Regions from separate parts of the Homo sapiens genome. Here region 2 is linked to region 1. The links are chromatin loops, found by intact Hi-C in ENCODE. Cell type or tissue: natural killer cell. All regions are shown on one strand. Links, peaks and the distances in the headings refer to the core of each region. The heading gives the core; the rest is flanking DNA. Region 1 overlaps LOC105372462 (a long non-coding RNA gene). Region 2 has its middle 3.4 kb from the start of PTPRH.

Region 1 (4,384 bases), core at 290-4,289:
ACAAAACCTCCCTCATTTTCAGTGGCTATAGCATATTCTGTTGTATGGATGCAGCATAATTTTTTCCCAGTTCCTACTGCTACAGGATCTTTGGGGTGTAGATTTTCTTCCCCGCTGGAAACCTCTGTTGCCAATGATGCCTTTGCCTGAGTTCTTGTCCTGAGTCCAGGAAGAATGAGGTACGCAGACAAGTGAAGGGTGAAGAAGACAAGGATGAGCTTGATTTAGTGTTACAACCGCTCAGAGGACCCACAGTGGGTAGCTCCTCTCTGTAGGCAGGTCATCTGTTGAGTGTTCAGTTATCAGCAGACAGGAGGTTCTGGAGAGGGTAGCTCCTCCCTACAACTGGTCATCCTAATGTCTGCAATTCTTAGCAGAGAGGAGGCCCTGGTGGGGGTGGCTCCTCTCTGCCAGCAGGTAGTCTGCAGGTAGCTCTTCTCTGCCACTGGTAGTCCAATCCTCTCTCCTCCCTCTTCCTTCTCTGGCTGTCCCCTGCCCTGCTCTGGCTGAGCCCAGAGCTTTTATGGGCCTCAGAGGGAAGGAAGTCCATGCTGATTGGTCCATGGGTAGCCATGGGCAGCCCAGAAGAGGCACCGCGTGTCCCCACTCTGGTCCTCAGGACTGATAGCCCAGCCCCCAGCCTTCAGGCCCTCCTTAGGACTGCCCCCTTCTGCCCAGGCCTCCTACTGCCATTCACAGCCCCGGGGCTCTGCCCTAACCACTGATCTGAGATGGGAGCAGGAGCCAGGAGCGGTGAGAAGCCAGGCAGTGGGAACAGGCACCCCTGAGACTGAAGGGATGGGGGGCCCTTCCTGGGGCCCCCAAGGGTGCAGGCTGCAGAGACTCTTGAGTCCCATGCCTGGGAGGGCAGTTGCCACTGCACCCAGAAGCTCCCACCCCACCAATTCAGAAGGGGCAGGGCTCCCACTTGTCCCAGCTCCTGCCTGCTCTGTGGAGCTGGAGGCCCAGATTTGCAGTACCGGGTCTGGTGGCTGCAGCTGCACCCAGGAGGACAGATCCTGCCCGTTCCTGGCACCACCCCCCTCACCCCCAAGAGCACAGGGAGGCTCAGATCCACAGCCACAGTTTGGGTGACTGCAGTGACACCTGGGGAGCTCTGCCCCAACTCAGAAGGGGCGGGGCTCCCCCGGCTCCATGAAACGTGCAGCCCCAGCTGCACCTCCCTGCTGCAGCCAGCATGATAGCAGCAGCCCCTGCCATCACTACCAATAGATGTTTGGGTTTTCCCTAGTTTTTACTACTCTAAACAATACTTGAGGAACATCTTTTTGCACAACACTTGGTGCATTCCTTTAATTTTTTCTTTTTTCTTTTTTCTTTTTTTTTTTTTTTTTGAGATGGAGTCTTGCTCTGTCGCCCAGGCTGGAGTGCAGTGGTGCAATCTTGGCTCACTGCAACCTCCGACTCCCTGGTTCAAGCGATTCTCCTGCCTCAGCCTCCCAAGTAGCTGGGACTACAGGCACTGCCACCACATCCAGCTAATTTTTGTACTTTTGGTAGAGACAGGGTTTCGCCATGTTGGCCAGGCTGCTCTCAATCCCCTGACCTTGTGATCTGCCCGCCTTGGCCTCCCGAAGTGCTGGGATTACAGGTGTGAGCCACCGCGCCTGGCCACTCCCTCAATCCACCTTGGCCTCCCGAAGTGCTGAGATTACAGGTGTGAGCCACCGCGCCTGGCCACTCCCTCAACCCGCCTTGGCCTCCCACAGTGCTGGGATTACAGGTGTGAGCCACCGCGCCCGGCCACTCCCTCCATTTTCTTTAGGATGAGCTCTCAGGAGATGAGTGGCAGGTGTATTTTGAAGACTTTTGCTAGACAATGCCAACTACGACTCAGAGGGCCTGTGCCAAGTCCATGTATGTGAAAATGTCCGTGTGCTCCCACCCTCCCCAGCACTGGGCATTTTTCTGTTTAAGCTTGGTGTGCGTCACCAGTGTTGGTTGTACAGTCATTACAAGAAATTCCTAGTGCACTCAAGAAGTCTCTGCCTTGTGCTCAGGGATTTGCGAAGCAGGATTGGCCCCGGGTAATGCATTTAATTACTGCTGTGTCTGTCACTAGAGGGAGCACCCGATCCACTTAAGGGCCTATTTTTGCATTGATCAGGGCCTCTCCCACCCAGGAGAGTTCCAAGTTCAGCTCCAGAGGCACAGAGGAAAGTAGTTTTTGTCAATTACCTACCCCAGCGTGTGCAGACCCCTCAAGCTGGGAAGGTCACAAGTGTCTGCTCAGAAGTACTCAGGAACTAAGGAGCAGAGAACCTGCTACCAACCACAGACTAGCAGACACAGAAACTCAGGAAAGGATGCTCAACCTCACTGGGAAGAAAGGAGATGCAAATAAAAGATGGGACACCTTGACTTGCCCATGATGTGGAATCTTTTGAAGACTGCTCATCGTCAGGCTCACTCCTGTGAGGGGACTTTGACACTGGCAGTTTCCTCTGCCTGGAATGGCTTTTCTCTGGATTCCCACAAAACTTGCTCTCTTACTTCCTTTAATTTTTTTTTTTTTTTAAACAAAGTCTCGCTCTGTCACCCAGGCTAAAGTGCAGTGTCATGATCTCGGCTCACCACCACCTCCACCTCCGCTTCCTGGGTTCAAGTGATTCTCCTGCCTCAGCCTCCCAAGTAGCTGGGACTACAGGCACGAATCACCACACCCTACTGATTTTTGTATTTTTATTAAAGACGAGGTTTCACCATGTTGGCCAGGCTGGTCTCAAACTCCTGACTTCAAGTGATCCACCCACTTCAGCTCCCCAAAGTGCTGGGATCTGGGTTTACAGGCATGAGCCACTGTGCCCGGCCGCTTCATTTGAATCTTTATTCAGATGTTACCTTCTCAATTAGTTCTACCATATTTAAAACTGTCCCCCTTGGCCAGGCGCAGTGGCTCACACCTGTAATCCCAGTACTTTGGGAGGCCAAGGCAGGCGGATCACGAGGTCAGGAGTTCGAGACCAGCCTGGACAAGATGGTGAAAGCCCGTCTCTACTAACCACACAAAAAATTAGCCAGGTGTGGTGGCGTACACCTGTAATCCCAGCTACTTGGGAGGCTGAGGCAGGAGAACTGCTTGAACCTGGGAGGCAGAGGTTGCAGTGAGCCGAGATCACGCCATTGCACCCCAGCCTGGGCAACAGGGTGAGACTCTGTCTCAAAAAAAGAAAACTCTACCCCCACACCAGGTATGGTGGCTCACGCCTGTAATCCCAGCACTTTGGGAGGCCGAGGTGGGAGGATCTCGAGGTCAGGAGGTCAAGACCAGCCTGGCCAACATAGTAAAACCCCATCTCTACTAAAAATACAGAAATTAGCTGGGCATGGTGGTGCGCACCTGTAGTCCCAGCTACTTGGGAGGCTGAGACAGGAGAACTGCTTGATTCTCCTGGGAGAATCTCTGCCTGGGAAGCAGAGGTTGCAGTGAGCCGAGATGGCGCCACTGCACTCCAGCCTGGGCAACAGAGCAAGACTCCGTCAAAAAAAAAAAAAAAAAAAACTGTCCCCCTCACAACATTCCTGAACCTCCTTAGCCTACACTAATATTTACAGCAATTAATATCTTTATTCTATTTTTCAGACAGGGTCTCACTATGCTACCCAGGCTGGAGTGCCATGGCGTGATCATGGCTCACTGCAGCCTCAACCTCCTGGGCTCAAGCAATCCTTCTGCCTCAACCCTCCTAAGTAGCTAGGACTATAGGCATGTGCCACCACTCCTGGCTAATTTTTAATTTTTTTGTAGAGACAGGGTCCCACTATGTTGCCCAGGCTGATCTCAAACTCTTGAGCTCAAGTGATCCTCCTGCCTTAGCCTCCCAAAGTGCTAGGACTGCAGGCATGAGCCACTGTGCATTGCCAATATCTTTTAATACTACCAACTTGACTTACCTATTAGCCCAGGACTTCCCCAGTGTGAGCATGCAAAGGCCTGCATCCTGGGCTGCCACTCAGTCCCAGGAAGACTTTTAGTCTCCCCGCTGGAATGGAAGCCCCAGGAGGGCAGGGATTTTGTTTCCTATCTTGTTCTCGGATGTGTCCCAAGCACCCAGAACAGTGCCCGGTGTATATCTGGTGCTAAAGAAATACGGGTTAAACGAGTAAGTCACATCTTGGGAATCCAAATAAGGAGAACCCTGCCAAGGGCCACTGGGCAGAATGGCAAGCACGCATTCTCTTTGATCTTGAAAGTTCCCCTAAGACTTTGTCCTTCGGAAATGTTCACGGCTGTACCCAAAGATGAACAGATGAAGGAGGATGCTCACAGCAGTGTCTAGCCATGCGCTGGGCTCAGCCTTGATGCCCATCAGTCAGAGAGTACGATGAAACTACAGTGGGATCTTTGACCTTTTCTGTTGTT
Region 2 (4,384 bases), core at 224-4,223, 210 kb after region 1:
TTCACCGTGGTCTTGATCTCCTGACCTCGTGATCCGCCCTCCTTGGCCTCCCAAAGTGCTGGGATCACAGCCGTGAGCCACTGAGCCCGGCCAGTATCACCATTTCTTACTTCTGTCTTCCAAGATCCATAAGCTCCTGCATAGATTAATCATGTGAATCAAAGGATAATGTTTAGGAATCACCCTCCCATATCCCACCCCTGTGTTTTCCAAGGCTTGATGCTGGCGCTGATCTCTGTGATTCCCTGGGTTGACTGTTTGGGAAGGATGATACTATGGTTTGGATCTGTGTCCCCACCAAATCTCATGTTGAAATGGAATCCCCAGTGTTGGAGGCCGGACTTGGTGGGAGGTGTTAGGATCTTGGGGATGGACCCCTCATGAATGGTTTAGTACCATCCCCATGGTGATGAGTGAGCTCACAAGAGATCTGGGTATTTTACAGTACGTGGCAAGGCCGGGCGCGGTGGCTCACACCTGTAATCTCAGCACTTTGGGAGGCCGAGGTGCATTGGATCGCCTGAGGTCAGGAGTTTGAGACCAGCCCGGACAACATGGCAAAACCCTATCTCTACTAAAAATACAAAAACTAGCTGGGAGTTGAACCCAGGAGGTGAAGGTTGCAGTGAGCCAAAATGGTGTCACTGCACTCCAGCCTGGGTGACAGAGGGAAACTCCATCTCAAAAATTTAATAATAATAAAATAAAAAAATAGAAGTGTGTGGCACCTCCCGTCCTCTCTCTCTTGCTCCTGCTTTCGACATGTTATGTGCCTGCTCCCTCTTCACCTTCCGCCATGAGTGGAAAAGCTCCCTGAGGCCTTCCCAGAAGCTGAGCAGATGCCAGCACCACGCTTCCTGTACAACCTGCAGAGCCGCGAGCCAATTAAAACTCTTTTCTTTATAAATTACCCAGTCTCAGGTATTTCTTTATAGCAATGAAAGACTGGCCCAATATAGATGGGGGAATTTCTAGGGGCTTCCATTTCTTCTTCCCACCATCAAAGCTTTCACACTACAGATCAGGGAAGCCAAAGCATTGTGTCTGCCATTTTATGAGAATGTCGATTTCAACTTCACTCTCAAGGCCTGAGGAAGGAGCCACACAGGGTCTTTAGAGTCCCGTTGACCCACTGTGTGATGGTCTTTAGGTGAACCCTCCGTTCGTTACCTGACAGCCCCAAGCACACCAGTCAGACCATGATTCACGGTGACCTGTGTGTGCCTCCAAATTAGGATTGATTCAGAGTCAGAGTCCAGTAGCCTTTTCTCTTTCTCTAATCCCCAGCGACCATGGATATTGGCCTTTAGGAGAAACTGGGAGGAAGGTTTACAGTATGTACTTTGACTAGTATCGGTGAGTCCTCCCTGAGGGAAAAGCATCCGCTACATGGAAGGGGTTCCAAGACTGAGAACTGGCTCAGGACTGGTAACAGGTGTGAGGCTTTAGGGGTGGACGTCGCTGGTGCTTCACCCAGATCTCCTTTGCAGGCACTGAGCACTCATTCTTAAGCAGTGTTGGCTGCTTGCAGATGCCACATTCTCAAGAGACTTGGTCTTGGCTGGGCGCAGTGGCTCACACCTGTAATCCCAGTACTTTGGGATGCCAAGGCAGGCGGATCACACGAGGTCAGGAGTTCGAGACCAGCCTGGCCAACATGGTGAAACCCCGTCTCTACTAAAAGTACAAAAATTGACCAGGCACAGTGGCTCACGCCTGTAATCCCAGCACTTTGGGAGGCCAAGGCAGGCGGATCACGACGTCACGAGATCGAGACCATCCTGGCTAACATGGTGAAACACCATCTCTACCAAAAAATATAAAAAATTAGCTGGGCATGTTGGCGGGCACCTGTAGTCCCAGCTACTTCGGAGGCTGAGGCGGGAGAATGGCGTGAACCCGGGAGGCAGAGCTTACAGTGAGCTGAGATCGAGCCACTGCACTCCAGCCTGGGCAACAGAGCCAGACTCTGTCTCAAACAAACAAACAAACAACAACAACAACAACAAAAAGTAGCTGGGTGTGATGGCAGGCGCCTGTAATCCCAGCTACTCGGGAGGCTGAGGCAGGAGAATCCTTTAACCCGGGAGGTGGAGGTTGCAGTGAGGCAAGATGGTGCCACTGCACTTCAGCCTGGGTGACAGAGTGAGAGCGAGATTTCATCTGAAAACAAAACAAAACAAAAAAAACAAAAAACTTGCTCTTGACCTGAGAGGAACGTGTTTTACTAGGAAAGTCATGAAACTCTCACCCCTGGAGAAGCCCATAGACAAAGATTAGAGGTTAAAAGTTCAGATCCTGTCTCTGTGATGGGATCCCTCTGAAGTGATAGCCTCACTTGGCTCCTTCCTCTGCCCCATACTGCTTTCATCACTCTCTGTCTTCTGAAAGCAAACCCTCAAACAGTTCATGAGCATCTGAATCCCTGCCTCAGGCTCTGCTTCTGGGAAACCTGAGCCCAGGCCCTCTGCTGCCCCACTGTGGTGACTCTGGTTCCTGCTCACCAGACCTAGAGATGGTATCATTACATACACCAAGCAACGCTCTCTTGGTGCTTCTCATCACACAGGTAAGAGGAATTGAAAAGAACTCAGGTGATGAGGGTCGTGCTAATGGGACTCTCATTAGTGGCTCCGTGGAAATTTCTGTTCTTAAGGGGAAAAGAGGAGCACGGCCGAGTCTCTCCTGAGGTTGCTGCTAAGATGTTGGCTGGGGCTGCATTCATCTGAAGGAGGGACTGGAGTTGGAGGGCCCGAGTCCGAGGTCCTACAGGTTTTGTTTTTGGTTTGCCTTCCCCATACACAGGCAGCTGCTCCAGGAGGACTTTGGAAGCTGGGGAATGTGGGTCATTTTGTGGAGTGGTTGATTTTTTTATTGTTTCTTTTTGTTTTTTGAGATGGAGTATCCCTCTGTCACCCAGGCTAGAGTGCAGTGGTGCGATCTCGGCTCACTGCAGTGTCCCCTCCTGGGTTCAAGCGATTCTCCTGCCTCAGCCTCCTGAGTAGCTGTGATTACAGGCATGCACCACCATGCCCGGCTAATTTTTGTATTTTTAGTACAGATGGCCACCATGTTGGCCAGGCTGGTCTTGAACTCCTGACCTCCTGCCTGAGGTCATCCACCTGCCTCGGGCTCCCATAGTGCTGGGATTACAGGCGTGAGCCACCATGCCCGGCCGAGGAGTTGGGTTTTGAAGAGAAAGCAAGTAGGGTGTGGTAGGACGGTGGGTGTGGAGTCAATGTAAGTGATGCATTTTTTTATAGACAGGGAGGGTGAGCATGTTTATAAGTTGGGGATCTAGATGGGAGGGAAGAGAGATAGAGGGAAGAGACAGTGAGGAGGAGGAGGAGGACCAGGAGAGAGAGAGAGACATCAAAAAGTATAGGGGAGACAGCTGGGTGTGGTGGCTCATGCCTATAATCCTAGAACTTTGGGAGGCCAAGGTAGGAGGATCACTTGAGTCTAGGAGTTCGAGACCAGCCTGGGCAACAAAGCAAGACCCTGTCTCAATAAAAAAAAAATTTTTTTTAAGATATAGACGAGAAACAGAGAAAGGTTAAAACAGAAACCCAAGCAAGTGATTGGCATGAATTACATCCGGTGCCCACTGAAAGGAAACTTCTCGCAACCAAACCTTTGTGTATACAGATGGGGAAACTGAGGCTCTCAGAGACAGAGAAACTGACTTCTCAAAGTGGTGGTGTGAGAACTTATTTATTTATTTGTTAATTTTGAGACAGAGTCTCCCTCTGTCACCCCAGCTGGAGTGCAGTGGTGCAATCACAGCTCACTGCAGCCTCCACCTCTTGGGCTCAACTGATCTTCCCTCTTCAGCCTCCTGAGTAGCTGGGACCACAGGTGTGCACCACCATGCCTGGCTAATTTACTTCTACTTTTTATAGAGACGGGATCTCCCTATGTTGCCCAGGCTGGTCTTGAACTCCTGGGCTCAAGGAATCCTCTCGTCTCAGCCTCCCAAAGTGCTGGGATTATAGGCGTGAGTAACCATGCTCAGCTGTTTTGTTTGCTTTTTTTTTTTTTTTTTTTTTCTTTGAGAAAGAGTCTTGCTCTGTCACCCAGGCTGGAGTGCAGTGGCGCTATCTTGACTCACTGCAAGCTCCGCCTCCCAGGTTCACACCATTCTCCTGCCTCAGCCTCCTGAGTAGCTGGGAGTACAGGTGCCTGCCACCACAGCCAGCTAATTTTTGCATTTTAGTAGAGATGGGGTTTCACCATCTTAGCCAGGCTGGTCTCGAACTCCTGATCTCAGGTGATCTGCCCACCTCGGCCTCCCAAATTGCTGGGATTACAGGTGTGAGCCACCGCGCCTGGCCATTGTTTTGCTTTCTGAGACAGGGGCTCACTCTGTCACCCAGGCTGGAGT

The links. Hi-C counts contacts between places; a loop is a spot of excess contacts. Peaks named below come from ENCODE experiments on the same cell type or tissue, not always from the same donor. Only the 100,000 strongest peaks of a DNase experiment are listed, where the experiment ranks them.
Region 2: it touches region 1 in a loop (14-fold over the local background); 11 of 110 quality-filtered maps call a loop at or near these places.

The regions. Positions count from the first base shown.
Region 1 is chr19:55,416,050-55,420,433 of GRCh38, reverse strand. The region is part of intron 2 of LOC105372462 (a long non-coding RNA gene); the gene reads right to left. Among named protein-coding and RNA genes, the nearest start is that of UBE2S, 10 kb to the right of the region's middle. RefSeq lists a silencer at 216-416 and enhancers at 753-1,322, 1,878-2,007. In natural killer cell, for the core only: CTCF peaks have their summits at 1,869 and 2,078 (motif pointing right); a DNase peak (open chromatin) is centred at 2,083; H3K27me3 peaks cover 286 bases.
Region 2 is chr19:55,210,725-55,215,108 of GRCh38, reverse strand. No RefSeq gene overlaps it. Among named protein-coding and RNA genes, the nearest start is that of PTPRH, 3.4 kb to the right of the region's middle. In natural killer cell, for the core only: no CTCF peak of the experiment used is centred there; a DNase peak (open chromatin) is centred at 2,468.